Regions from separate parts of the Homo sapiens genome. Here region 1 is linked to region 2. A link is an interaction called in ENCODE POLR2A ChIA-PET data of the cell type or tissue named here. Cell type or tissue: endothelial cell of umbilical vein. All regions are shown on one strand. Links, peaks and the distances in the headings refer to the core of each region. The heading gives the core; the rest is flanking DNA.

Evidence for each region. Peaks named below come from ENCODE experiments on the same cell type or tissue, not always from the same donor. Only the 100,000 strongest peaks of a DNase experiment are listed, where the experiment ranks them.
Region 1: POLR2A ChIA-PET joins it to region 2 with 8 read pairs; 3 of 35 experiments call an interaction of 5 or more read pairs at or near these places.

What each region holds. Positions count from the first base shown.
Region 1 is chr2:181,669,802-181,685,671 of GRCh38, reverse strand. It overlaps NEUROD1 (neuronal differentiation 1), which reads left to right and starts at 5,155. Exons shown (of 2, transcript NM_002500.5): 1 at 5,155-5,242; 2 at 6,801-9,205. The coding sequence starts at 6,812. The coding sequence ends at 7,882. RefSeq lists enhancers at 1,627-2,202, 3,929-4,505. In endothelial cell of umbilical vein, for the core only: no CTCF peak of the experiment used is centred there; a DNase peak (open chromatin) is centred at 7,511; H3K27me3 peaks cover 3,079 bases.
Region 2 is chr2:181,606,628-181,622,497 of GRCh38, reverse strand. All of the region lies in intron 1 of CERKL (CERK like autophagy regulator), which reads left to right. Among named protein-coding and RNA genes, the nearest start is that of CERKL, 43 kb to the left of the region's middle. In endothelial cell of umbilical vein, for the core only: no CTCF peak of the experiment used is centred there; no DNase peak of the experiment used is centred there.

The DNA of each region.
Region 1 (15,870 bases), core at 4,427-12,426, 62 kb before region 2:
AAAGGAGGAAGGGAAAGAAAGGAGGAAGAAGGGGAGGGAGGAAAGGAAGGAAAGGAGGAGGAAGGGGAGGGAGGGAAGGCAGGAAGGAAAGGAGGAAGGGAGGAAGGAAAGGAGGAAGCAAGGGAGGAAGAGAGATTTTTGCTGAATCTAGTAGGCCGAAGGTCAGGGCCGTTGGAGTGGGAATTGTCCACGGTGCTGATAGGTTGAGGAAGTCATTCCTTCCACAATTCGCCTGGGGCCCTAAACCTGGTTTGCCCGCGTTCCTCCCGTGCCTTTAGGAACTTGTCCGGGTCCTCTCTCCCAACCCACTGCAGCAACCATTGTTCTTGCGACGCTCCGGCGCCGTCGGTGTGTCTCGGCTCTCCACTCCTGAAGCTACACACAGCTACCGAGGATTTTTGTTTGCTTGCTTCTTTCTATTAAGGCAAAGGTTGGCAAATAGCGTGTGCTTGTCAGTTCCCTGGCCCTGCGATCCCCTTTGGACAGCAAGCTGTTCCTCGATCCCCGGGAAACAGGTGTGCGCCCTCTGCTCACGCTCCTCACCCGAAAGCAGGTGCGACCGTGGACATACACTTAACACTCTCACACCCATCCACTTATGCCCACTTTCACATACACATTCACATTCATTGACACACACCTGCACACACTCATATGTTCACATACACACTAACAATCACACACTCATTATATGCACACACGATTTGCACACACATTCACATAATCTTGCACACACACGGATTCACACACGTACATTCAAGTGCAATCACACACTTTTGCACACACAGGGCATCGGACGCACGAGGCCTTGAGCAATTGTGCCCGTGACCTACGACTGCCAAGATACTCCTACTGAGTTGATTTTACGTTGTTGATTCTGAGTGTTGGATGGTTTAAGGAAAGCCCCTGGATCCTGACAGGGAATCAGAGACAAGTCCTTCCAAGGCCTGTGGGAGCCGACAAAGGAGCCACCAAAGCCCCGTCGGGACCGGGAGGGCATAAATAATAAATAAAAAGGCCCAGGCAGGCCGAGCTGGGGAAGCCCGGCACTAAATCACTCCCTAAATCACAGTCGCGTCGTGCTCCATCCAATAGCTCTAAGCGATTTGTGGGGTTGGGGGTTGAAATCAATTTTTTCCGTTCTCGCAGGTGCAATATGAATCAATTATCTTAATTAAGATTATGCCGCAAGCCCAGGAGATTTGGGGAGGATGGGTTTTGCGCTCGGGGCGACGGCGAGGCATTTTAATAGCGTCTCTCGTTGCTCTTGGCTCTCCCGGGTCGCCTGCCTGTCGAGCCTGGGCAGCTCCAGCCTCAGGCCAGGACCCGGGAGCCCAACTGCCTCCCCCGGGGCGGAGGCGCCGCGTCGGCGGTCTGGTCAGAACCCGCATCAACCCCCCTTCATCCCCCGAAGCTCTCAAGAGCCTCCGAGCTACCCAGCCTGTGCAGGACCTGCAGCTCTCAGCCCTCCGTTCCTGCGGCCCCTGAGCCCCACGGTCTCGCGGGCCCCTCAGCCACCCGGCCCCCTCACTCCGCTCTCCCGCGCCCAGGCCCCGACACCCCACTCCTAGGCAGGGCGGGGAGAGGACGCGGGAACCTCTCGAGGTCGGCCGGGCTGCCCTGGCCACACTTGATCCTTTCATTGAACGCAAACCTCCCTTTGCAAGAGCGAGCATCTGTTTCCCTGAGAAACAGGTCACCGCCAGGGACGCCGGCCCGGCCCCTGCGCTTTATCTTGGCCCTGTGAATGCTTCGCCCCCGACCTCCCGCTCCCCGCTTTCGCCTCCAGCCACACGCTTCCCACCCCCTACGTCCGGGCCACACGCCTCCATCCCTTCCCCACCCCCATCCTCCCACATGCCTCCCCCTTCCCCTCCGCCCGGCCCAGGCCACACTCCCCTCTCCCCACCCCTGGCCACACGCCTCCTCCCGCCCCCCTTCCCGCGGGCGCTCCGGCTGCCGCTGTAACGGCCGGGACGCCCGGCCCGCGCCGCGCGCTCAGAGCGGGGACCCGGGAGGCGGCAGATTTGGGGCATTGCTCGAGGGCAGTGAGTCATGAAAGAGGCTTTTGTTGTCCGCGCGTGCGGTTCGCGTGCCGCTGGGTAGCCTGCAGCGCCCAGTAGGGACGGGAGCTGGGGGAGTACAGCTAACGGGCAGCGAGGGGAGAGACAAAAAACTTAGGGAATCAGGAGGGGGAAAAGTGTGCAACCGTCCAAACAAGTCCAAAGAGAAGAAAATAAGGAGGAGGAGCGGGGCCGCGGAGAAGGTCCTCAGTGCTAAGCCCCGCCGCGCCTTCAGCTCTGTCCTCTCCGGGATCCGGCTGACTCTCTTCTCTCGCCCCAATTTCTCGCGCCTTCAACCCCAAACAAAACGCACCTCAATCCAGGCCGTGTCCAGGCTCCTCTTTTTAGGGCCTTACTACCCCGCATCTCCTGGGAGCCTCGCGGGCACTGGCTGAGCGTCGCGATGCCGGCGCCCCGGGTCGAAATTTTCCGCGCAGAGGAGGGTCACATCGGAGCGCTGCGGGATGGGAAGCCCAAGGACAGCTACCGTGAGACCCAACCTCAGCCCTGTCTCTGAAACATCCTGGAGTGGCCTTTCCTTTGTACAAATCTCCAGGCCTGAGCGAACAACGCGCAGTGGGATTAGAGATGAATTTATCAAGGGTAGAGGGAGGAAACAGACTAGTAATTCCCGCACTTTACGCATTTGAGTCTCCGTCTGGCAAAACACTCGGGCGTCCCTCTTGCTCAAGAACATCTGACTCCACCATAATTCTCCTGTATTGCACAGGATGTCGCGAACTGGAGGTTTCTGCTTTCTGGGGGTGAGGACAAGGATTTAGCAGAGGGACCTCTAGGCTACCCCTGACCTCGAAGCTAGCTGGAGTCCTTTCTCCCACTCCGTCCCCAGTTCTCCTCCGGAACTCCCCAAAGTTGGAAAAATGAGAGCCTAGGCACGAGTTGCATATGCCTGCGGCATAGTGTGCTGCCAGTCGGGGCAGCTGCCGGGTGAGGGGCAGTACTTAACCTGGCCCTGCCGCAAACGTCGGGCTGTGTACTATCTTCTAAGGGCTAGTACTCCGACGCCCTCGAGTTTTAGCCCAACACTGAAGATACAGACAGTACAGGGGTAAATCCTGGGCCCAGGCTCCTGGGTGAATTATTTTATCCTCCCCTATGCGCTTTGTCAGCCAAGTGAATGTAGAAAAGCAAGCAAAACTCCAGAACCCCACAACGATTCACGCCACGCTTCGGTGGCACAACTCTTTTCTTCCCCTTTTAGATTAGTACTGTGCAGGGAAGGCTGCACCTGCTACCTTCAGACACCGGGGATCTGGCTAGGACCCTCTTCCTCTACCCCTACTCTCTCCTCCCGTCCCCACCCTCTCCCAGATGCACCCCAATCCAGCCTCTCAACCCTGTCGCTGTTTGCAAACTCGAGGGATGTTTAGTGCAATTGCCTTTAAATAAGCAATTCACGTAAGAGGTATTTATTGCAGAGGGTTTCAGGTCTGGGAGGGGGTAAGGAGTTAGTTAATGAAGGATTAGAGGCAAAGCTGGGAAAGAACGAGTAGACAGGCCAGTTTCTTTCTTTCTTTTTAAAATCTATTATTCTGGAAAACCCTTGTTCGAAAAGAGTAAAGAATTGCTATTTGGGCAACAATATGGCTCCTTCAGAACTGGTCGAGAATTTCTGTGGTCTTTGCTTGACCTTCAAGTTGGGAGTTTCAAATCAGAGGCTTTGAAGTCTGGAGGAGTTCGCAGCCATTAATCCTTCCGGGGTTGTGCTAAAGGCGTTTCTAGAAAGAGATCGGAAAGACCCGTTCAGCACAGGCCCATTGCATCTTCTCTTTGAAAACGCTTGTCTGAATCAAGTATCTTATACAGACCCGAGACTGAGGGGAGCAAGAGCGCAGGTCCGGCTGTGGCGAGGTGTCCACCACCGTACTTGTGGTCAATGCCTGGACTAGAGAGCCGAGGCCGTCCAGGGCGGGCTGGCCAGGGAACCAGAAGCGTCCCTGGACTGGCTGAGTGAGGGTGCCCTTTCCAGCAACCCAGTGGCCATGGTTAAAAGGCAGAATACAACCGTCAAAGAAGTCCCCAGCTCCCACATAAGAGAGCGCAAAGGCCAATGGAACCAAGGCCTCCTCGCGAGAACTAGCTCGCTTTGAGGACAAGATCCTGGGGATGGAGGTGGGGACTGACGTAGTGAGAGGGTCTGGAGGAACAGTCGTAGCTGAAGGTCAGGACATGAAGAATTGCACGTATGGTAGGGATAGAATGGCAGGTACAACTTTTCTGTACTGAAGGAACTGGGAGAGGACGATCCGGTTAGGGAGGTTGGGGAACTAATCTCAACGCTGCGTTTACAGATGAAGCCGCTTTTATATGGCGTATATGTTTGCTTAGAGGGGCCGACGGAGATTAGGAGAAGCCATCCTTTGGCGCCAATGATCAAAGCGTCTGCCAAGGAGAAGAAGCCAAGGGATGGGCCTTTCAGAGAGGGCAAGGAGTCATGCTGCTCTGGATGCCAGTGTCAGGACAAGAAATCGAAAGGAGCGAGGACTCTTCACTGCGTGCCTCAGTCTCCCCGCTTCTGCCTCTTTCACCTCTGTCCTACTTCCGGCGCGAAAGCAGGCCACTCGCTCTGATCTAGACCTAGTTAACATTAGCTTTTCCCTTCCTTCCCTCAAATCCCCTCCCCCCTCTATCCCCGTCCCTTCTGCCGCCTGAAAGGGTTAATCTCTCCTGCGGGTAAAAACAGGTCCGCGGAGTCTCTAACTGGCGACAGATGGGCCACTTTCTTCTGGCCACAAAGGGGCCGGAATGGAGCGCTCCGCGGCATACAAATGGGCAGGTCACGTGGTTCCAGGCTCTTGGCTGGACCGGGAAGACCATATGGCGCATGCCGGGGAGGAAGGAGGAGGGGCGGGGGTAGGGGTGGAGGGTGAGGGGAGCGGTTGTCGGAGGAGGGCGGGAGACGAGCAAGGCGTGGGGAGAAGTGGGGAGGAGGGGAGAACGGGGAGCGCACAGCCTGGACGCGTGCGCAGGCGTCAGGCGCATAGACCTGCTAGCCCCTCAGCTAGCGGCCCCGCCCGCGCTTAGCATCACTAACTGGGCTATATAACCTGAGCGCCCGCGCGGCCACGACACGAGGAATTCGCCCACGCAGGAGGCGCGGCGTCCGGAGGCCCCAGGGTTATGAGACTATCACTGCTCAGGACCTACTAACAACAAAGGTAATTACAGTTCTTTCATTTTTTTGCCCCAGAATAGAAGCAATAACTGAAGACTGATGAACCTACATATTCTGTATGTGTGCGTTTGCGAGAGTGTGTATGTGTATTGAGACCAGCATCCCCCTCCATAATTGCCCATAAGTACTCACACATAATGAGTCGTGTCACTCAAGTACCCCCTGCAGGCTTTCTAATTTAAATTTTAAAAATTTGGGTTTCTTTTGTGGATAGCATAGGAGCTTCTTGGATTTTTTAAAAGAATGCACGGTAACTATGATTATCTGCTAGTGCTGATTTTAAAGTCCCAAAAGCAATAATGACTTCACTTTCTCACTTCTTACAGTAAGAAAAAAAAATCTATGTTATCAATATATATTTTGTGTGCATGTATTTTACGCACATTGGGAGTGTCAAGCTGTGTTTTCAGTGAATGAAAGGGACATGGATACCTTGAGTATTCACACCATGGAAAATAAATCAGGTTCAGAGATAGTTTAGTTGAGAGGGGGGAAAGTGGAGAAAGGGAGAGGGACTCACTCCTGCTACCTGTTACCGCTCCAGAGGCGGCCAAGTCCCCAGCAGCCACTACTGGAGCCAGAAATTCAGTTGTTTTACTAAAGGCTTTTTATTTTCCTTACTAGAAGCGGCAACTTCGCGGTTGCCAATCGCTGACCATTATAATTACTCAATCTTTTAAAGGGAGGTTTGAGGCGAACTTTGAAAAGCCCCAATAAAGAGCGGGCGGCCCTTTCAATGGGCTGTTTATTAGAGAGGAGCCTTCCGCACCTGATCCCCGGCGCGTGGGAGAGCGCTCTGCGCCGCGCCCCCAGCCCTCGCCCTGCAGCTAGCGCTTTTGTACAAGGTGGAAATTTAGCGGTGGGCCAGAGATGGAAGGCAAGAAAAGAAAGGCGAGGGAGGGGTGGAAGACCCTGTCCACTTTTGTTGCCAAATGTTACATTGATGGTGAAACAATTTGGTGGAAACTATTTTTCCTCCTTTCTGCATTTGCTTTTCAGTATCCCGTCGATGTAATCTTCTTAAAAATCGCTGCCAGTATTAGTAAATTACGCAATGGCTGTTCAACTTAAATCGCTAAGTATCTGGAAGCCAGGACAGAAATGGAAGTAGAATGTGTGATTTTACAGCTTTTTTTTTTTTTTATGGAGTTGTGAGTAACTTTGAACACATTTGGATAAACATGAAGTCGCTGAAATGTACAGTCATTTCCACACACATTATCCTGTCGGGCAACCACCATAAACACATTTAAGTTAATCACTAGGATACAAACACATATGCGTGAGTGGTGTACACATATACATATTCACTACCCTCCCCCAGTCCTGTCCTCACTCCTACGTACTAGCGGGGCACACGCACGCGCCATTATAAAACACTGCATTTAACTTTTTCTCAGAGGCATTCATTTTGTAATGGGCAGGTACTTTTCGCAAGCATTTGTACAGGTTTAGGGAGTGGAAGCTGAAGGCGTATCTGGCTTTTGAATATAGCGTTTTTCTGCTTTTCTTTCTGTTTGCCTCTCCCTTGTTGAATGTAGGAAATCGAAACATGACCAAATCGTACAGCGAGAGTGGGCTGATGGGCGAGCCTCAGCCCCAAGGTCCTCCAAGCTGGACAGACGAGTGTCTCAGTTCTCAGGACGAGGAGCACGAGGCAGACAAGAAGGAGGACGACCTCGAAACCATGAACGCAGAGGAGGACTCACTGAGGAACGGGGGAGAGGAGGAGGACGAAGATGAGGACCTGGAAGAGGAGGAAGAAGAGGAAGAGGAGGATGACGATCAAAAGCCCAAGAGACGCGGCCCCAAAAAGAAGAAGATGACTAAGGCTCGCCTGGAGCGTTTTAAATTGAGACGCATGAAGGCTAACGCCCGGGAGCGGAACCGCATGCACGGACTGAACGCGGCGCTAGACAACCTGCGCAAGGTGGTGCCTTGCTATTCTAAGACGCAGAAGCTGTCCAAAATCGAGACTCTGCGCTTGGCCAAGAACTACATCTGGGCTCTGTCGGAGATCCTGCGCTCAGGCAAAAGCCCAGACCTGGTCTCCTTCGTTCAGACGCTTTGCAAGGGCTTATCCCAACCCACCACCAACCTGGTTGCGGGCTGCCTGCAACTCAATCCTCGGACTTTTCTGCCTGAGCAGAACCAGGACATGCCCCCCCACCTGCCGACGGCCAGCGCTTCCTTCCCTGTACACCCCTACTCCTACCAGTCGCCTGGGCTGCCCAGTCCGCCTTACGGTACCATGGACAGCTCCCATGTCTTCCACGTTAAGCCTCCGCCGCACGCCTACAGCGCAGCGCTGGAGCCCTTCTTTGAAAGCCCTCTGACTGATTGCACCAGCCCTTCCTTTGATGGACCCCTCAGCCCGCCGCTCAGCATCAATGGCAACTTCTCTTTCAAACACGAACCGTCCGCCGAGTTTGAGAAAAATTATGCCTTTACCATGCACTATCCTGCAGCGACACTGGCAGGGGCCCAAAGCCACGGATCAATCTTCTCAGGCACCGCTGCCCCTCGCTGCGAGATCCCCATAGACAATATTATGTCCTTCGATAGCCATTCACATCATGAGCGAGTCATGAGTGCCCAGCTCAATGCCATATTTCATGATTAGAGGCACGCCAGTTTCACCATTTCCGGGAAACGAACCCACTGTGCTTACAGTGACTGTCGTGTTTACAAAAGGCAGCCCTTTGGGTACTACTGCTGCAAAGTGCAAATACTCCAAGCTTCAAGTGATATATGTATTTATTGTCATTACTGCCTTTGGAAGAAACAGGGGATCAAAGTTCCTGTTCACCTTATGTATTATTTTCTATAGCTCTTCTATTTAAAAAATAAAAAAATACAGTAAAGTTTAAAAAATACACCACGAATTTGGTGTGGCTGTATTCAGATCGTATTAATTATCTGATCGGGATAACAAAATCACAAGCAATAATTAGGATCTATGCAATTTTTAAACTAGTAATGGGCCAATTAAAATATATATAAATATATATTTTTCAACCAGCATTTTACTACTTGTTACCTTTCCCATGCTGAATTATTTTGTTGTGATTTTGTACAGAATTTTTAATGACTTTTTATAATGTGGATTTCCTATTTTAAAACCATGCAGCTTCATCAATTTTTATACATATCAGAAAAGTAGAATTATATCTAATTTATACAAAATAATTTAACTAATTTAAACCAGCAGAAAAGTGCTTAGAAAGTTATTGTGTTGCCTTAGCACTTCTTTCCTCTCCAATTGTAAAAAAAAAAAAAAAAAAAAAAAAAAAAAAAAAATTGCACAATTTGAGCAATTCATTTCACTTTAAAGTCTTTCCGTCTCCCTAAAATAAAAACCAGAATCATAATTTTCAAGAGAAGAAAAAATTAAGAGATACATTCCCTATCAAAACATATCAATTCAACACATTACTTGCACAAGCTTGTATATACATATTATAAATAAATGCCAACATACCCTTCTTTAAATCAAAAGCTGCTTGACTATCACATACAATTTGCACTGTTACTTTTTAGTCTTTTACTCCTTTGCATTCCATGATTTTACAGAGAATCTGAAGCTATTGATGTTTCCAGAAAATATAAATGCATGATTTTATACATAGTCACAAAAATGGTGGTTTGTCATATATTCATGTAATAAATCTGAGCCTAAATCTAATCAGGTTGTTAATGTTGGGATTTATATCTATAGTAGTCAATTAGTACAGTAGCTTAAATAAATTCAAACCATTTAATTCATAATTAGAACAATAGCTATTGCATGTAAAATGCAGTCCAGAATAAGTGCTGTTTGAGATGTGATGCTGGTACCACTGGAATCGATCTGTACTGTAATTTTGTTTGTAATCCTGTATATTATGGTGTAATGCACAATTTAGAAAACATTCATCCAGTTGCAATAAAATAGTATTGAAAGTGAGAGCAATTGTTGCATTTCTTCTTAAAGGGATTCTGTTTTTATTTTTGGGGAAAGTAGTTGCTTTTTTGCTGAGTTAAAAAATACTAAACACTATATGTAGAATAAAAGAAAAGAAAAAAGTTTACCTTGGCATATGCTCTTGTCTGTTTATCTTGCACAGGGAGTCACCAGTTCTATGTAGATAATGAAAAGACCTAACTGATATTTCATTATTTGGAATATGGGACTGGACGGCAGTACAAACAGTGTGTTTTTTTCTTTGTTTTAAGTGGCTTAGCCTTTAGGTTTTTTATTTCCATTTTTAAAAATGATTGTTACATGTTTTCTTCTATTTCTTTTTTTAAAAGGTGGATTTTAATAATTATTAACAAGCAAGACATAAACAAGTATCCTAGCTTAGTTTGTCTATACATTTAAGATGTATAAAACATTACTATTTTCTTGGTCTTCTGTTATCTGTACATTTTTCTGAACTAAACAGTTTTATCTTGCAAACTAGTACTGTCCCAGAAAAATTTATACACCTTTAGGAAGTACCAAAGGGAAATGAGTTAATTAATTTAAAGAATCCAAGAGAAGTAACATTTTATAATTGTTCTATTAACATCTTGTGATGATTTCCATCATTTTTCCAAGAAAAAGCATAATGGATTATTTGTACTGAAGAACACACTATTTGTACTGTATTTAGGAAGGTGTAATTATTTCCTCCCCCCACCCTTTGGGGCACTATTCTGTTGTTTCATGAACACAACTCACTGGAAAAACTTATGGATGATTCTGTCTATTGTTAAGTCCACTTCAAAAAAAAAAAAACAGTTTGGCATTTCTTTTCCTCTGGATGTATTGACTGACAGTCATGATTCCTAGGGAATATCATTTTGGCACTTGTGCCCTGGCTCTACTGTGGTGCTCTGATTACTGTCATTAGTAACTCCATTGTTTCTACTCTGATTCGGGTGCCACATTGGATGACTACCCCCCTTCCCAAGCTTGTTCCTTTAATCTCCTTCTCATTGGTGATTTAGGGGTTCCAGAAAGCTGACCTCATTTAGCAAGCTGCTCCAGAAAAATGTGAGTAATGTAATGGACAGGAACAATTAGCCATACTAATAACATTGCCAATGAGGCTGCGTCAAGCTGTGACAGAAGCAGTAAGGAATACTTCGACGTTAAAAAAATGTTTGAGAGCAATTTAAAATATATTATTTTAACATGTTTTCTATCAGCCTTCATCACATGACAGAAATACTTTTAAGTTAGTCCCAACTTTATCTAAAATGCAGCAATCTCATTCCAAGTGAATCAGAGTTGTTATTTTGGAATCAAGCTGTTGCTTTCTATATCCTGGATTGTTCTCACTGTTCTTACTTTAAGAGACATAATACTGATATGATACTTGAATACTACCAGCCTTCCAGTGTAGGAGGTAATGAAGTGAGCATTCAGATCTGATCTAACCTATTAAGTAGCTCAATTTCACCTGCAATTAAAATTAGACATCTTCATGCAAACTAAAATCTGTTGCTGTAGTGAAGAGAAGAAATAAAAGAATGCCATTTTGAGAATTCCAGCTTCCAAAATAGCAAACAGGGAAATCTAGACTGTGTTCTTTTGTAAGGTAGAAATGAAGACTAAAAGTTAGGTTTTTTTTTTTTTTCTTCCCATTTTGCCAATACAACTTCATTCTAAAACATAGGGATTCTTTCAGTCAGTCAAGGAGTAACTCACATGCCACCATCTTTTATTCAAAGGCAGGCACAGATGTTCCTTCTGCAGGGGAGGATTTAATTTATGAAAATGATATTGTTTATGCATGAATGAACTGCATGCACTCTGCATAACACATAGCACTTCCATCTGATCAGAGAAATACCACAGAACCAGTGCCAATGTCAGAAACATATTCTACAAATTTACTCACTTAAATGTTTAATGAATATTTGGAAGGCATTTTCAAACCATAAGAAACATTTTAAATTATCTTCTTTTATGAATTCCTACCCATATTTAAAAGAGACTCTTACAGTTTTTGTAATTGGCTAATGCTTATACCCAGTTTGTAAGAAAAGAACATATTTTACTAAATGAAAACCAACCAAAAAAAAATGCTGGCAAGTTTGGCTTCACTGGAAAAAATATTTCGTTTAGTTTTGCTGTTTAATGCTTGTCATGAATAATATTTGGGATTCTATCTGTTTCTTCATCTTGAGCCACGACTATTCCTATCAAATAAGATGCTTAGGTATACTTGTTTAATGTGAAAATCCTATGAATAGTTATTTCTAGAAAAAGCTGGTATGTAAAATCAGGGGGAAATTTCATAAAGATGAAATTGGGCTAAATATTGTAACATGCATAATTACTATTGAATAGGAACACTTCACATAACATATTTTACTTTATATAACCAATTGCAGCTATATAGTATGATCTATCTACTTTTAATCATTAAAACAATTATATATAAATTAAAATGAAAGATTATAATATCAAGAGTGTTCTACTAATTTTAGGTTTATAATATGTTACAGTAAAATACCATTTGAAATAAATTTTGTGTTCTAATTTATCTTAAAATCTCTCTGTTTTTACATTTGAAAGTCCTTACATTCTTACAAAATTAATGCATTTTCTGAAAGAAGCTAGCAATTACTAAAATGATATATGGATCATTAGCTAACAGTTTGAATCAAGCTGTTTTAGTTCTATAATTATACAAGAAATTTAAAGTGAAAATACCTATTAAGCAATTAATAAAACTAGGTTTCAAAATATTGGCTAATTTTCTCCTAATGGGAAATGTAAAATAGCAAAACTGCTTCTTAAACTACACAAAAACCTCCTCACTTCTCCTTTTCTCTCTCTCTAACACCACTTATTTCCTGAAAATCATCTAAATAAAATATTTAATTCCAGGGTCTGATGAAGAATAAAAGAGCCAATGCAACATCTTGTGGAACACCAGGACTGAGAACTCTTGTTGTTACCATTGCAAAGAGGCGTTCTGGCGTCAGATGCACAGTGATTTGTATGGTGGCATAATCATTGGCTCCTGGCCAGGCATTATGTTTCAGAGGACACTATTGTCAAGAACCATTCAACTAGAAATCTGCACTGTATGCACTCAAAAGTTGAGATCATCTGCCTTCCTATGACAGGAAGAATTCTGTGCTGGCAATTGACTCATGGACTCTCTTCACATACACTAAGGCTTGGTCCAGTGGCTCTGATGGAATTAACTGTGCAGCCAAACTAGTGGCATTGACAAGACAGGGCCACAGTCTCTGGGGACTTCAGGAGAAATTGCTAATTTTAAAATGCAGAGTATTATGTTAATGCTGGATTAAATCTTCAGATACATTAAATGTGGATTTGGCCATCTAAGCATTATTATGTTATTTGCCCAGTTAATTTAGAGGTAGATGGATGGTGACAATAACCATCTCTACAGATCCACAATTCTAAGAGATGGATCCAATTGTGAAATGATATGGAGAGATAGAGTAAGTTCAATCTAGCATATATGAAGTAATTTGGTAACTGACTTTTCTTTTAACAAGATCAAAAGCTAACCTGCTTTACACTTTCATGTCTAAGGACAGCCAACCAGAGAGATGGCTTCACACACTAGCCCACTGCTAAGTGCTTTTCATTCACTTTCATATTTCATCATCAAAGCACCCTCCTGCCTTATTTATAGATGGGGAAACTTCAGGAAGTTGAGATACCTAGATATTTGCATTCCTGTCTTCCTTTCTTCATTCAGGTTTTTCTTTCATTGCCACTTCCTCAAAGAAGCTTTTACTGATTCCCATTTAAAATAGCAACTGACTTCAACTCCACCAAAATCACTGTATTGCCCCTCCCTCTTTCCAGAGCATTTGCCTATCAAATGTTATCTTATGTATTTACTTGTATAGCTTAATTTTAAACTATCTATCTCTAGGTCTTCTGAGCACCTGAGAAACAGAGACAAAGTTGTCTCTTCTGTGTGTTGCTGTTCCTCTGGTGCTTAGAAGACCTAGAGGATCCTCAATAAATATTAACTTTCCAAGGGAACTGAAGAGCACTAATGTGATGCTAAAGCCTGTTGCCTTAACCACTATGCTATAAGTCAAATCAGTTGAGAATGGAGAGGACCACAAATTATTTTCAGTCCAGCAAGTGTTATAAACATTAATTCTATAAAAAGAAAACAATTGAAACTAATTTCTTATTATATTGCATGGCACCAAACTCCCCCCACTTCCTTTTTGAGGATCATGAGTTGTCTGTCATTGTTTCTTTTTATTGATATCAATTGGTTAAATATAATCTGGAATTGGAATAAAAGAAAAACTATTATAGGCTTTTTCCAGACCATGTATTTCAATGCATATTATTTTTTCCTTTCTGTTCATTATTCTTTCAGTAATTGCACTTGTTCTATTTTTAGTGTTATGTAAAATTACTGTAGCTCATAATTTCTATTTTGAAGGGTTCAGTGTATAAACTTAGCACATCAATACTATCTTTTTAGTGTTCGCGCTCAATGGTGTCAGTTAAGAGATCACCATCACTTTTGGTGACGTCAATGAAGGGGTATTGCAATGCTTAAGAGAACTGTTAATCCCTTTCCACTGGTGTCACTAACAATTGTAGTGCTTGTTTATTCATAGCAGGTACGTGACTAAGTAATGTTAACATCAAAGCAGAAAGAGGATAATAGAGTGTTCTAAAAAGAAAATTCGGTGGTTGGGTGCAGTGGCTCACACCTGTAATCCCAGCACTTTTGAGAGGCCAATGGGGGTGGATAGTTTGAGCCTAGGAGTTCAAGACCAGTCTGGGCAATATGGTGAAACCTCGTGTCTACAAAAAATACAAAAACTAGTGGTGCATGATGGCATGCATCTATAGTCCCAGCTACTCGGGAGGCTCAGGTGGGAGGATCACCTGAGCCTGGGGAGGTCAAGGCTGCAGTGAGACGTGATTGTACCACTGTACTCCAGCCTGGGTGACAAAGTGAGACCCTGTCTCAAAAAAAAAATGATTTGAGATAACATCACTTGTCATTGTTTGTTAACTGAATAATCTTTATTCTAGCCAGTGCCTAAATACATAATAAATGATAGTACAAATGGATATAAATTATAACTAAACCTAAGTAGTGATATTTATCACAATATTTCTTTACTAGAAGAATTTCTTTGTTAATAGAGGCAAGGCTACTTGTTTAGATACCTTAAAATAACATAAGATTTTTGGATAAATAAATTAATGATTCTTTGATTCTGACTGGCATATTAAAAATATTAAGCGAAGAGATCTTTGCTTCCCAGGTTTTATTTTTTGTCTAATTAACTACTGGTGCATTTATATTAAAACATATTGTCAAGGGAAAACGTATATATATATATGTGTATATATGGTGTGTGTGTGTGTGTGTGTGTGTGTGTGTGCACACATATGCTATACTTGGTTGAGTAGTATCCCCTTCCCTTGCCCACCTCTCTCCCAAATTTATGTCCATCCAGAACCTCAAAATGTGGCCTCATTTGAAATATTGTCTTTCCAGATTTAATTAAGATATAAGATGTAAATTGATACAAGTTCATGCTGGATTACGGTGGGCCCTAAATCCAATCACTGATGTCCTGATAAGAAGCAGACAGAACACACAGACACACAGCATACAGGAAGAATGGCATGTGAAGGCAAAGACAGAGACTGGAGTGATGTGTCTACAAATCAAGGGGCCCCAAGGATTTGGGGCCCACATCAGAAGCTGGGAAAGAGACAGGAATTCTCAGCTTCTCCTTCTGAATCCCTAAGAAGGAATCAACCCTGCTGACACCTTGATTTTAAACTTCTTGTCTCCAGAACTGTAATATAATACATTTCTGTTGTCTTAAGCTACCCAGTTGCTGGTGATTTGTTATGGCAGCCCTAGGAAACTGATAGGTATACTAAAATCTCTAATGAATTGATGTTAAATATATATAAGTATAGGAGAGTTCATTTAAATTCTTCTGAAAATGTCTTCTTAAACTTTTAATGATACAGTATATAACAACCAGTATACGTAGTTGGTATCGGGTTTGACATTTAAACAAGCTGACAAAAAACAGCTGTTTAATAAACATCTGAATTATATAAAAGTTTTATTGTTTATTATTCATGTGAATGACTTAAACTGACATCTACATTTAGTGAAGTGTGAATGGGCCTAGCCAATAAACTATGGGTAATTTTTTTAAAGTCTCATCTTTGAACTCACAAAAAATTATCAAATATCAGCTATTATGTATTCTTCATGTGAAGAAAATGTCATATTTATTTGATTTGTGGATTAGCATATATATTAATAGAGCTTTTGAAAGAACAAATGTAGCACTTTCCCGATTTCATAGACACTCATTTAACACACAAGTTCATATTTTAAAGTACATAATTTTAAAAAAATTCTAGTCCAAATGAATTTAAGTGCCATGACTTCTAAAAATTCTGTCTCTATTTTTGGGTTTTATAGGACCTTGAGCCAGTACTCTTCTGGTGAGCTTAAGAGGCTAAGACTTCACCTTTAGTTATATGGGGCTTTCATCTGATTATTTGTCTATTTTGATTGCTCTAAATACAAGTTAGTGTGTATTTCATCTGAATGTATTTCATTATAAGTTTTGGTT
Region 2 (15,870 bases), core at 3,155-11,154:
TGTTCTTTTAAATATAGTGGTCATTTGTGTGCAGCCTTCAAGTTAGCAAACATGCCTTTGAGTAGTCACTATTTTTGAAGGTCTTTATATCTGATTGCAATGGCTTATATTCAATAGTCCTCCTACTAAATGAAATAAAAATGGATGCCTCTTCTGCCACAGAGGCACAGGTGGACATGTTGGTAGCAAGCCCCATGCGGTGTGACACATGGCACAGCCCAACATGGGGGCAAAGAGCATGCGGCTTGAGCTAGGAGTCACTTTATGGCTACTTTAGTGTAGATTTGTGTTTTTCTGTGGAACAGCCATTATTGAAGACATTTATATAGTATGATGTTTGTTTTTCATTAAATGCTGATTGTGATTTCTTAAAAATAGTTAAGACTTGATTAGCAGAACCTATTTAGAAGCCAGAGTTCCCCTGCTTCACCTCTTGCTATCTATATAAATGATATTTTTGACTCTGTCCTTTATAATGTTGGCACCCTGTGCATATTAGATGTAATCAGGGCTGAAAGGAAACTTGAATCCATCTGGAAGCAATAAACTTTTCTAAAAGACTGCACAGTGTTATTTAATCCTGTGACTTCTTACTGTGAGTGAAATTAAGGTTTGATGCAGTTGTGTCACATCGTATTGATATCAAATTTATCTTTCTAAAAAAAAACTGACAGTATTACAGCACAGAGGAGAAGATGGCTTGCTGTAATCCTGTAAGCTATTTTACATTGATTACATGCTACATAATGTACCTAAGTATATAAAATACTTGATCTAGAATGTTTATGTTTTCTCCAAAATTTTCTCATCAGGTAATACTTTCTCAACTTCACCTTTAGTTTTGGCTTCTTATCATAGTACTAACTATGCGGTAGTAATTGTGTTATGATGAAAGGCATGGAGAAGAAATTATAATTTTAAAACTATTATAAAGTGGAGACACACTTGTATAATTACCATCTATGTAGACTGCCAAGGTATAAACATTTAGCTTATTTTAGTATCAGACTCTTTGAATCAATTTAAGGCTTTTTCAATAAAATTGGCTTCCTCTAATTTCTACTCCAAAATGGTTAAAATTTTGTTTTACTTCAAATACGTTGTAGGGTATCATATTTCATGTGACTAGGAGCCTAAACTATATCAGCTGACTGGCATAATTTGTGAATTATATGTGTGTTTATTAAAATTTAAAGTTTTTATTAAGACTTACAATTTTATTAAGACTTAATTTTTTTCCTTACATTTTGAGTAAGTCCAACTGAAAATAACTTAGAGACTTAGGAAATTTGACTACATTTTATAAGTAATTTCCTTGTAATTTTTCTTTCTTGTGGAAACAATTCTTACTGATTTACTTAACTCTTTTTTCAATGGCAAAAATGAAAACCAAATATATTTGTCAACTATATTCTTTTAATTGTGGAAATGAAAGGTTCATATCCCCCATTTGCCTAGCATATTAAAAATAAACATGACCTTTGTCTTGAATGTTGTTAACTTGGATTTTAAAAATCAAACCAATTATAAGCTATATTAAAATTGCTTATCACCTTCCCTTTGTCTTCAGTAAGTCTGGGCCTAAAAATACTCATCATATGAATAAATAAAGTTTTACAAATACTTTTTAGAACATCTTGAATTATATGTGTGTTTGAAGCTTACTTTTGGATGTTCGGTCAACAAGGCTTCTGACAGTTTCTTTTTATCTTCCCTCTATTCCCTGCCACTGTGCACCCCAAAGTGATCCCTGACCACAGTGGTCCCATTGCTGGCATCAGGAAGGTAGACTGAGGAGTTCAGGTATCCTAGAGGCTGTTAGGTGAATCTCTTCTACCTCTTTCCTGGTCCTAGGACCACTGGACACTTCAAGTAAAAATAACAATTACTTTAATCTCTCAGGTAAAGTTTCTTCTCCCTTCCAGCAACACAGATCTGCCTGTGCCGAGTTCAAATACTCTGAACTTTCAACAGTTGTTCTGAATACTTTTTTGTCATCTTATGATCAAATATTGAGAGCATTGAGGGGATAACTGAATGGGCATGGTATAAAAGTCAGACTTTTAGTGTTTCTAAGTAGCAGAACCCTTTGGACAATTTAGAGGGCTGTGCGATATCCTCACCGTGACTGCTGGGAAGTAATGGGATCTGACCTGCAGAGGTACTACCTTGGCTGACAATAATGACAAAAGTGAGAGCAAAGTACATATGACTATCCTTGAGGTCCTCAGGAAAAAAAGAGTATTAGTGAGTTGAACTGTATGTAAGGGTCTTTACCAATAAGGAAGCCCATGCCCAGACATAATCCTTACACCCTGGCAATAGAAACCATCATTGTGGTTTACATCTCATCCTGTTCCTACAGTCCAGCAAGTTCAGGCCACAAAAGGTTTAAGCACTTTTTCCTTTGTTCTCATAGCAACAGTTGCCCATGGAGGTTCAGTTACACTAATATTAACATTTTAATATACACAAAGAAGTGCCTCGAATGTAGTAGGTATTCAAACTTGTTAAATGAAAGAAGTAAACTTTCAGACTTACCTTGAACTACTACAGTTTTATTCTTTCTCTAACCTCTCCCACTACTACCATCTTAAAACCACCATTTAATTAGTATTTTATAACAAGTTATTAAAGGCTTTCAAAGACCTTTGAACCTTCACCCTCTGGTAAGTTAATAACTTCTGATATGCGATTAAATGTCAACTGAGTAGTAGTGGGCCCTAAGAGCTCAGAGGGACTGAGAAATGAAGGTTATTGTTTAGAAGAGTGGCTCAATGTGCTTCGACAGTTGGTTAATATTTGAAAAGACTAGAGTCAAGAAAGCCTTCCATGTGCTAGGAAATGAAGGAGCAAAGGTCCAGAGGTGGAAATGTATACAGTGTGATTAAGGGATTTTCTGATTGATAGTAAATACAGTCAATAAAAAACTTTTATTGGAAGCCTAGCCTGTGTTTGAAGCATTAAGCTAGGTGCTGGGATACAGAGATTAGAGATGAAGATAATGATGAAGATATTGTTGAAGTGAATTGCTGAGAAGCTGGAGAAAGGGCCAATTACCATAATCTGAGGCTCAGGAGGAATTGGTGCAAAGATCATCTGGTATGATATATATGAACTGTATATACAAACTGATCTGTGTAGCTGAACTGATAATGCCAAAAAAAAAAAGACTAGGTTTTTGATTAAGATGAATCCATTAAGGTCATGTTTTCTGTTGGTGCCATTCTTGGAGACCTCCCCCAACCCTATACATTTATAAATGTTTTTCCTGAGGGACTGAGATGGAAGTGGACATATAAAAGGAAAGGTCTGGGCAAATACATAAGTAGGTAGTAAAATCAAGGAACAAATGATCTCAACAAAATTGCCCTTCTTGAAATGAATGAAAATGATGAAAGCCAATCACATTGCATGATGAACTTGGGGTATAGAATATGAAATATTTAAAATTGCTTTATTTCATGATGTTTCAGATGTAGTAGGAACTTGTTGCATAGATGGTGTAAAAACAATCTAGTAATAAAATCTTAGGTATTTAATACAAGGTGAAGAAAGATGCAATGCATAAATCATGCCATTTTAGGCTTAATTTTCATAAGGCTATGCCTGTCTTTATAAGACTATATACCAGGAGTTCTCAAGCTTTTTGGTCTTGGAACCCTTTTATACTCTTAAATCGTTGAAAACCACAAAGACCATTTATTTAAGTTATAACCATTGATATTTGTTGTATTAGAAATTAAATAGACATTAAAAATATTTACTATTTAAAAATAACCAAAAAGATGGGCATGGTGGCCCACACCTGTAATCTCAACACTATGCGAGGCCGAGGCGGGTGGATCACTTGAGGTCAGGAGTTCGAGACCAGCCAACATGGTGAAACCCTGTCTCTACTAAAATACAAAAATTAGCCAGGTGTGGTGGTGGGCGCCTGTAATCCCAGCTACTCAGGAGGCTGAGGCACGAGAATCACTTGAACCCAGGGAGATGGAGGTTGCCGTGAGCCGAGATTGCGCCACTGGACTCTAGCCTGGGCAACAGAGTGAGACTCTGTCTCAAAAAAATAAAAAAAATAAAAATAAAAATAACAGTAAGTTCATTGCATATTAACATAAATAACATATTTGTATTAAAAATAACTATTTTCCAAAACAATCAAAAAAGCAGTACCACTCTTCTATTTTAAATTTTTTCAAATCTCCCTTTTCTAAAAAAAAAAAAAAAATATTGTGTAAGTTTAAGGGGTACAAGTGCAATTTTGTTGCACGGATATATTGCTTAGTGGTGAAGTCTGAGAATTTAGTGTATCTTCACCCAAATAACATACGTTGCACCCATTAAATAATTTTTCAACACCCACCCCCTTCTCACTCTCTTGAGTCTCCTTTGTCTATCATTCCACACTCTGTTCCTATGTACACATTATTTAGTACCCACTTAAAGTGAGAACATGTGGTATTTGACTTTCTGAGTTTTTTCAACTCTGGCTTAATAGAAGACAGCTGAAATCTCAGAATGCTTCTTCATCCAGTCTGTTGTGAATATGTTGCTTTGATTCAAGTATCTAAGGAAAATACAGTTTTACACAGATGTGCAGCTGAAAAGGAAACATCTTTTAATATGTTCAGATAATTGTGGATATTGTCCTTTGATACTATAGCAAAACTTATCAAGTGCTAATTTCTTAAAGGCTGGTTATAATTTGAAATCTGAAAACATATCTATTTAATTGTAGTTTGCTATTTGAAAATTTATTGGTCTGTCTTGTACTTTGAATGGATATTTTGCCCACGTATGATTTTATAACATCCTGTATTGGCCTTTTGGAAAATTTGGTTTACTATTATACAGTTTCTAAATGTTGATAATTTTTATTATAATATATTTTAAAAAGTCTAATGTCACTGCCAGTCTCATCAGAAAATTCTTTGAGATTAGAAAGCTGTTAAGATCATCATCACACTTACAAGTTTTACAAAATTTTAATTTTACTCAAAACTTTATATTTTATCATTGACAAAGCTCTCAGTTGCTTTGCTTAGTGACTGACTCACTTTGTTCATTTTCCAGAAAGTGTTTACCAAATGCTGCTGCCTCAATACCAGAGTCTGTATTGTCAGTTGATCTTTCAAGTAAAAAGTGGTGTTCTATGAAAAACAGCTAGTTCAGCTGCGACTGAAATGATATAAGTGTTTCTCCTGGAGCAAACCACCACTTCGATTTGTAGCAGAAATGCTGTATGTATACTTTCCATTGTTATTACTCATAACATTTTTAAAAATATACTCAAGGGTGGAGATTTTTTTAAAAATAAGTGTTATTGCTTCATCAAGAACAGTTAAATGAAACTGGATTTTTTAAACTGAGTTTGAGTTAATGAAGAATGCAGCAATTATTAGTAAAATTTGGTGCTCCACCTTGATTCATACTGACACTCCAGGAGTTTTACCCACTATTTCTTTTGTACCTTTAGTGCAAATGTTAATATGGTAGGAATGGTAAATGACATCTTTAGTATTATTATAAAAATCGTTTTTACCCTGTATACTCTTTGAGACTACACATTGAGAATTGCTGATGAAGGTGTTTTAATTTATCATAAGCACTGAAAAGATTTACTTAATTCACCAATTTCTCCTGAATATTTGTTTATATAAAACAAGACTATGTGTATACACCTACCTTTTTATTAATGGTAGAGATCTAGGAAAATTAATTTCTAAGAACTAGCCAGGATATTTGGAATGTGAATAAATCATATATCCAGAAAAAAGCTTTAGAAGATTGTCTATGATTGAAAGTCAAACAGCTCTCATTTCTATTATACTGTTCTTTTTCAAAGAATTTACCAATTTTATGTGGTATTTATGATTAAACATACACCATGTAATTTAACATTTTTAATGTCACTTTTACATCATAGGTATTAAAGATTAGCATTTTTATTGTCTGTATTTTAAAGCTCAAAGAATAACATTTAGGCTGGGTGCGGTGGCTCACACCTGTAATCCCAACACTTTGGGAGGCCGAGGCAGGCGGATCACGAGGTCAGGAGATTGAGACCGTCCTGGCTAACACAGTGAAACACCGTCTCTACTAAAAATACAAAAATTAGCCGGGCATGGTGGCGAGCGCCTGTGGTCCTAGCTACTTGGGAGGCTGAAGCAAGAGAATGGTGTGAACCTGGGAGGCGGAGCTTGCAGTGAGCCAAGATCGCACCACTGCACTTCAGCCTGGGTGACAGAGTGAGACTCTGTCTTAAAAAAAAAAAAAAAAAAAAAAAAATTTAGATTTTTGACTGTTTCATTGATTCATCTTAGACTTCACATGAAAATATCTGTATATCCTCAAATGCTTACATTCTTAAGAAGTATCTCAGCCATTTACACATGATAGAAACAACTAAATGGAAAAAAATTGCAGTTGGAAATTCACTATTTTTTATTTGATCCGATAACAATGTGACATTTGCGATTGGACTGTAATTTTCTGTCTTTCTCTCTGAAAATAAGTTCAAAAATTTCCCTCTAATTCTTTTACTAGATAAGAAGCCTACTTCGTTGTAACTCTTGATATATGTATGTATTTAGGAACTTAAGCTTTTCTGCTAATAAATGTTATGTCATAATTCTTGAGGATAGTATTATATTGTGATGGGTTTTCAGTAAACTACAGGAGCAGCCCTATTTGTTTAAACCCTAGTTTAACCTGATTATTAACAATTAAATTGTGTTTTCTTCTAACAATTAAAGTGTGTTTAAATTTATTGGTCCCTTGCTTCACAGATTTATCTCAGTATGTGGTGTATTCAAACAGAATTTTGTATTTTTAATTAGGGGATTAGATAACCAATTCTGAAGAGCCAAAAAAATTGTTAGACATCACATTGCTTAACCATCTAATATACCATAAGTGTGTGTATACACTATGTTGTGGGAGCCATCTATCAGGCAGGCCTGTTTTTCAGGCAGTATTTTAAAAAGTGGACATGTGCAGAAACTGTGAGCACAATTAGCGCCAAGCAGATAAATCCAGCTCTAATCCTGTTTACGGTCTACATCAGACAGATGTGCCAAGATTGATTTAGACAAGCCCGAGGCTTACAGTAATATTTTTAAAAGTGCCATTCGCTGTTCTATTTTTGTTAAACCTTTGCTAAATATTCTTAAGTCTTGTTGGTTTTGCTCTTCTTATTAACCACCGTAAGTAACCTACTTTAAGCAGGTCCCGCTTTGCTCTCATGGTGACAAGGTAACCTGCCAGGAGAGGTTATCTTTATTCCCTGTAATTAAGTTGACTTTTCCCCCCAAAAAAATACAACAATAGGAAGTGGGTGCTGAATTAAATAAATAGCATGATACCCAGTAGATGTATACTTAAGTTCCTTGCAAGAACAGATGGTCCCCAGTATCTCTGTAAGTAATGTGAGAGGACAGTTAATGTTCTGAAACAACTAGCTATAACCAGTATGATACTAATGAACCAGTAGATTTCAAATAATAAACCACATGCCGCCAAGCAAAATTATATGTCATTCATAAGGATTTAATTATCATAACTTGCAAAAAAGTGTCAATAGATGATTTCTATATTTTTATCTACTGATATCAAATATCAATTTATGAATAGAGTTTCACTTCATATTTTTTACCAATAAAGGTATGTTTTAACATTAAGGTAGAATTAAAGTTATATTTAAAATACATGCCCCAAAGTATGTGGTGATTTTTTTTTAACTCCTCTTTTACTATACTGTCTGTATGTATTGGGCTGTATATGGAAATGTAGCTTTTACATACAATTAGGAAAACAATTGCTTTTATTTCTAGCAGAAACTTGTACTATAACAGAAGTGGCTAGCATGGGAATCAGAGTAGTTATCTTGTAGATGACAACTGAAGCAGACATAAAAGATGTAATATTTTTTCAGCACTCAAAAATTTATAAGTAAAATTTTATAAACAAAAAGCAGTATTTTTGTGATTCATATGGAAAATAAAATGAGTCTGAGTCATTCTTAAGGTGATACCGTAAAGGTGTATAGATAAGAAGTCCATTTTTAAATATACCCAAGACAACAGTTTTTTCTCTCAGTATGGTTTGTTTTCCCTTTTTTCTCTTTAATTATGTTTCCCATAAGTATTTGTATATTCTAAGAATGTCCAAAAAATAAATGTTTTGCAGTGGGGGTTGAAAAGAAAGAAAGACCTTTTTAGATTTCAGCTGATCTTATCAGATGATCTCTAGAACCTTGAACCTTCAACCTTCACTGAAGTTAGCTGGAGGGCTTTTCACCTGGAAACCTGAGAAACCTCAGAAGCCTTCTGCTTTAGCTCTCTCTCAAGTCTAGGAAGCCAGTGGCCTGCGACCCCACAGAGCCAGCTGGTCCACTCCTCATATAAGAACTTCGGTAACAATACAAAGACATAGCAAAGCACCATCTAATCTGATAACTCATTAAACAATATTTAGATGGCTCAAGACTTTAAATAAAAACATTTTAAGCTTGTTTATAGAATACTAACAAGTTTTATTCCCAAAGACTATATTCAGAGTGAGAAAACAATTTTCCTTAAAACTAATATTATATACATGTTCATATATGTTAGGAACTAGTTATATGCAAAATCAAGTGACTCTTGTGATTAGAACTGGTCACATTTATTCATGTAGCATAAATGGTTAATATTGCCAAAATGAGTAATAGATCAGATTTTCTATGTGAGATATTGACACCTGAGAGATTTACAGTGTTTCACTGTTGTGAAAAATGGAGTGCTGAAGAACATTTGTCTATTGTTATACATTTGTAAAAGAATTCACAAATTACTAATTTCAAATAAGAACTAAATATTTCTTCTAAGCCTATAGTTTTTCTTTTTAATTTCTTCTAAGCCTACAGTTTTTCTTTTTAATTTCTTCTTGTAACATTGGCAAAAAGACCATTCGTGTGAAAACCTCAGATTTTGATCTGTACACAAATGCAGGAGTAGAGATTGGAAGCTTGAGCTGGAAAAGCAGGAAATACTGCTCAGAGCCTTACAAGGATTTTCAGAATTTTCACTGTTGGGTCCTCCTGGTTGCTGCAGTCTAACCTCGCATCTCCTTGAAGGCAGCCCCAGTTTCTGATGAAATACTCTTCAGTTAATTTATACATATGCTGTCTTGCTGTTTTCCTAAGGACTGCAGGCAGAACTGTGGTTCACCTACTGTTTTAAATTTGGCTAGATTTAAAAACAGATGATCTCACTTATATGTGGAATCCAAAAAAGTCAAACTTATAGAAGCAGAGAGTACAATTGCGGTTGTCAAGAGCTGGGGGAGGGGAAGCAAGGGGATGATGGTTAAAGGTATAAAATTTCAGTTAGACAGAATGAATAAGTTCTGGATCTATTGTATAGCATTGTGACTATGGCTAATAATGTATACTTGAAAATTGCTAATACCTGAAAATCACTAAGAGACTACGTCTTAAATGTTCTTACAACACACCAAAAAAAGGTGTGAGGTAATGAATATGTTACTTAGCTTGATTTTAATCATTTCACATTGTAAACGTGTATGGTACTGATCTTGTACCTCATTTCATTTTCCATATGAATCAGAAAAATACTGCTTTTTCTTTATAATATCTTATACAGCATAGATACAATTTTTAGTGGTCAATTATATTGTAATATATACATAAATATATATGATTTTCATTGGTCAATTATACTGTAATAAAACAGCAAAAAATAAAGTTGTAATTAAAAAATAATTTGGAAGAAAAAATTAGCAAGTGGTTGGAGATTGAGGAAGATGGGACCAATAAGTCCTCCAAGGAGAGTCATACATTAGTTTTTTTTAAAAGTCCATTATTAATCTTATAATATTTAATATGTTTAATTTCTTGACACTTATTAATCCAATTAAGTATGAGAACACTGTGGATAAATCTAAAAACCTTAAAGTTGAGTAAAATAAACCAGATACAAAGAAGCACATACTTTATGGTTACATTTATATGAAGTTCTAGAAAAGGCAAAACTTAGCTATAGTAAAAAAATCATGGTCCTGAGGGAATAACTAGAGAGTGGTATGAGGGAGCTTTCTATAATAGTGGGAAAATTCTGTATCTTTATTGGGATAGTGGTTATGTGAGTGCATATACTTAAAAAAACTCATGGAATTATGCCCTTACAAATCTGTAATTTTTGTTGGTAATTTATACCTTAATAAAAAACAAAACAGATGACAGGGTTAGTGATTGTTTCCTTGAAGAAGGTCTTTACATGGGTCTGTTGTTAACGAGTTGTAGTAAAAATCATCCAAAATGCTTGGATTCAAATCTTAGATCTGTTCCTACCAGATGTGTGACCACAGACAAGTTACTTACATTCCGTCTTCAGTTTCTTCTCTTTTAGGAAAAAGCATCTAGTTTTTGTTGTAGAGATTAAATTAGATAATACAAATGAAGTACAGAGAACAGCGTTTGGTGTGTAACACATGTTCATTATTAGCTACCCTTATTTTTTAGAGAATGGAAATTTTTAAATTTAAACTAATCAAACTATTTTAGGATAAGCAAGTGAAACAATCTTTTTTTCAATCGATCACAGAAATATTTTCACTGAAGACAAATTAGACATTTATATAAGCAAACTACAGTGTCATTACCATTCAAATTTTCATATGCATATTCATGCTTACATGCATATGAAAGCATTACACATATGTATTCTATAAATATATACAAAACAGTAATGGAAATGTGCTGTACTATTTTGAACATCTTTCTAGTCAGCCCGGCATTTTATTTACTTTTGAGACAGGGTCTCACTCTGTTGCCCAGGCTTGAGTGCAGTAGTGTGATCTCAGCTCACTGGAGGCTGGAGGTCCTGGGCTAAAGGAATCCTCCTACCTCAGCCTCCTGAGTAGCTGGGACCACAGGAAAGCACCACCATGCCCAGCTTATTTGGTTTATTTTGTTTGTTTGTTTATTTTTTATTTTTTTGTAGAGATGAGGTCTCACTATGTTGCCCAGGCTGGTCTCAAACTCCTGGGCTCAAGTTATCCTCCTGCCTCAGCCTCCCAAAACACTGCAATCACAGGCATTAGCCACTACACTGACCTCTACATTTTAATAGCTGAGTAGCCTTCTGTTATATGAATATACTTTTTTTTAACAAAACCAATACTCCATTATTGTACATTTAGGTTGTTTCCAAGTTTCACTCAAATAATGCTTGGGTAAGTAAGTATTTTTATTTATTATTATTATTTTTTTGAGATGGAGTTTCACTCTGTTGCCCAGGCTGAAGTGCAATGGTGTGATCTTGGCTCACTGCAACCTCCGCCTCCTGGGTTCAAGCGATTCTCCTGCCTCCACCTCCTGAGTAGCTGGGGTTACAGGTGCACACCATCATGCCTGGCTCATTTTTGTATTTTTAGTAGAGATGGGATTTCAGCATGTTGGTCAGGCTGGTCTCAAACTCCTGACCCTGTGATCCGCCCACCTCAGCCTCCCAAAGTGCTGGGATTACAGGCCGTGAGCCACCACGTCTGGCCTGGATAAGTATTATTTTAGCTAAATTGTGCATATTTATTCCCTTAGAGTAAATTCCTGGAAGTAAATTGCTGGATCAAAACCAGGTATATTTTAAAGAATTTTCCTTTTCTACATTAAAAATAATTATAATTCTGATTACAAGAAAGGAAAATTATGGAGCTTCATAAGAAAAAATTAGTCTCATATTTCATACCTCATATTGCATATTTAATAGGTAACCAGTGTTAAATTTGTTGTGTGTTTTCCACTGGGATTTCTTTTTATCTCCTTTAATAAAAGCAGGATCAGATCCCTCAGATTACTTTGTAACTTGCTTTTATTCTACTTTTTCATACCTCTTAGCATGAATGTCTTTCCAGACCAGAATACAGAGATTTCACTTACTCATTTATGAGCTGCAGAAGATGACTATGATTTATTCAACCATTCTCCTATTGAAGAGCATGAATATTGCTTCAGATACTTTTGTTATTATAAATATTAGTGCAATTAACATTTTAAAGTCTTTTGATACATATTCCCAACTTGTTCTCCAGCAATTACCATTTTTGCATTCCCACCAGCACTGGGGCTACTTCCCTTTAGTTGCACCATCATTTAGCATTATTTTTGATCTTGTGCCAATCTAAAAGGCAAAAAGTGGTATCTTGTTGTTTTAATTTGCATTTCTTTGATTACTAATTAGATTGAACTTTTTCATTTGTTCATTGGTCAATTTGCATTTCTTCTTTTGTGAAATGCCTGCTTGGGTCTTTTATGTACTTTACCATTAAAGTGTTTTTCTTGATTAAATAGATTATGTAACTGTCATATGTTGCAAATATTTCTGTCCATTTGGCCTTTGCTTATGACTTTTTATGAGTCTTTAGGACTTTTGAGGTCTTTATTAGGTATTCAATAATTTTAATGTTAAATATATTGATGTCTGTCTTCCTTTGTGTCTTACGGCTTTTCTATTTAAGGTTACGTAAATTTCTAATATACAAATATTGGTGTATATTATGAAATAGGGCCCTATTTTTCTTTACAAAAGATTAGTCAGTTCTAAATCATCCTTTGCTATTTCTAGCGGCGCTTAGATGCCACCATTATCACATCAGTGAATTTTTAAATGTGTAATTGTTTCCTGATCTATTCATTTCTCTATTCCTAGATACTTCTATTGTAATAGCTTTACCAAATATATCTGATAGGGTGTGTACTCCCCCTCATTACTTCATTTATTTATTTATTTATTTAGAGACAGAGTTTCAGTCACCCAGGCTGGAGTGCAGTGGCATGAACTTGGCTCACTGCAACCTCCGCCTCCTGGGTTCAAGGGATTCTCCTGCCTCAACCTCTTGAGTAGCTGGGATTACAGGTGTGTGCCACTACACCTGGCAAATTTTTTTTTTTTTTTTTTTTTTTAGTAGAGACAGGGTTTCACCATGGTGGCCAGGCTGGTCTCGAACTTCTGATCTCAGGTGATCTGCCCTTCTCGGCCTCCCAAAGTGCTGGGATTACAGGTGTGAGCCACTGTGCCTGGCCCCCTCATTGCTTTTAAAACATTTTCTTACTGTAATATATTTATTCCAAGAGAATTTTCAAATATTTTATGAGATTCCTTGTCCATTCCTTACATCAAAAAATACCACGGAGATTTTGATTGAAGTTCTATTATAAGTAGTTACTTGGGGTGGGGGGAGGGGGGAGGGATAGCATTGGGAGATATACCTAATGCTAGATGACGAGTTAGTGGGTGCAGCACACCAGCGTGGCACATGTATACATATGTAACTCAGCTGCACAATGTGCACATGTACCCTGAAACTTAAAGTATAATAATAAAAGAAAATAAAGAGAATACTGGCATGGAAAATATGTAATCTTGGAACTTGTTGTATCTCCACTTATTCAATCCTTTGTCTCTCAGTAGATTTTGAATGGCTCTTTATCCCACACGAGTCTAGAATCATTTTGCTAAGTTTATTCCTAGATATAATATGCTAATTGATATGGGAATTTTTTTTATCTCCATTATACCTTCTTCTTGGGTGTAGACATATTTGTAGCCAGCTTCCTCACTGCATATTTTTTATTAGGCCTAATGGCATTAAGTTTATTATTTTGGATTTTACAAAAAAAATTATGATAACATCTTTAAATAGTTAGTTTCAACTCCTCCTTTCCCCTTAAATCCATCAATTACTGTCTTTTATTTCACTTTCCTTATGTACTGACTAGAATGCCTAGAATAATTGAATGCTATGAGTAATAATAGGTATTCTTGCCCTGTTTTTGGAAATCCTTCTGGATTTCAGTAAGTGTGATGTTGGCTTTTGGTTTAGTATCTTTAAATTTGCAATTTACAAGATATTTTACATTGGAATAGTCATTGAGTTGTTAAGTAAAGCACAAACATGTTAAATTCAGACTGAAGTACAGGACTTCAATGAAAAGTTAAAAGAGTTTATTTCATCACTTTCATTTTTTCTTTCCCTCAGTGGCTGTTTGTCCCCTCCCCCCACCCCGCTCCATCCCCCAGCTTCCTTCCTTTGTGCTCTTATTGTTCTAGGTTTGACTACATAAAAAGAGACTCTCAATTTATATGTGATACAAGACCATAACTAATATTATAAAATTAGTCTAGAAGAAGTTATTTGCAACCTATATAATAAGGGACTAATTTCAAGATTATTTGAAGGACTTTAAAGATTGGTAAGAAAAAAATAGACAACCGTTTAGAATAAGGCAAAGCATGTGTAGAGGCAACTCTTAAAAAAAAAAAAGTGAGCTGGGTGTGATGATGCACACCTGTGGTCCCAGTTACTAGGGAGGCTGAGGCAGGAGGATCACTTGAGCCCAGGAGTTCAGGGCTGTAGTGCACCACAGTCACACCTGTGAATAACCACTCCATTCTAGACTGGGCAAACATAAGAAGACTCTGTGTCTTAAAGAAAAAGAAATGAAAAGATATTCAGTTTCATTAATTGTTTGACTAGCTGATTTTTGGAAAATACCCACAAATATAACCAAGCCTACAAGTTATTTTAAGGTGGGTAAGAGATACATCTTATCTATATGCATTCACCTATGTGAAGCGGACACCCAGTAACACCCCCGTGTGGAAGACAAGCTTCCTTAAACTTCACAGGACAGTATTTCCCATGTAGTCCATCATAGGGTGAGGATTTTTCAGGACCTTTGGTAAGCCTGCTTGCTTTCATTCTTGAGGGTAGAGGAAGGGTGCAAGACTTCCCTGGTCTCTCCCAAGCATTTTGGGGACCCTGGCCATAAGCCTACTTGCTCAACAGGTGCAAATGACTGGTAATATGCTGACCAGATGCAAGTGTACCACCAATGATTTGCTGTGACTGAGTTTGGTTTCCTTTGCATATACTATCCAGCTTTTTGTTTCTAATATATTCTTCCTTAAGGGAACCAGGACTTCTTGGGGAATCCAGATGAGCTTGAAACACTGTTTTTATAAGAGAAGGGCTGTTTTCAAAAACATCTATAGTTCGTAACAAAGGAGTTAGATTGAAGGGACTCTCACTGTTCAGTCTGTGACAAGCATGAGTGTTAAAATGGAGACAAGAATTTTAGTTAATTGTAATGTTGAATTTGTAAAAGGCTATAACTTCATAATATGATCAAGGGGAACAAGCAATCTAAAATGTGTTAAAGTAGCATTTTCAAAGTGCGGTCCAGGGACTCTCAGGGTTGGTGAGGTCACAACTGTTTTTATAATATTGCTAAGAATGTATATCACTCTCCTTCTCTCCAAGGATACGGTGGAGTTTTCCAGAAGCTATGGGATATGTGGCGATAGCCTTGCCCTAATGGAGTGTGTGCTTTGTGCTTTGCATTTTTGTCCTTTAAAAATGCTTGGTTTTAATTTTGAATACAATAATTATAGATAGATATAACCTACATAAACCAAAGTTATTTGCGGCCCTCAGTCTTTAAGGGTGCACAGTGGGGCCTGAGACTAAAGAGTTTGGGAATTGATGTTCTAGAGAAAAGTCAGTCTTACTGATGAGGGTTAATCAATTAGTATTTACTGACCGGGACAGGACAAACCATTCATTTTATAAAGACACACAGAGCATTTCACTAAAATACTTTTACTCTGATTAAGTGGTGATTTTAGTAATAGTAATGATTGTTTGATTTTCTGATACCTGAAGGAAAAAGAGCCTGTTGAATTGATACTTTGAGGGTGTTGAGTTTTAGGTCACTGGGTGACTGTAGAAATGGACCAGGAGAAGAACTGAAACTTGAGCCTTCTAAGAAATAGAAGACCAAAAAATGTTTAGTGTTACCCTATCCCA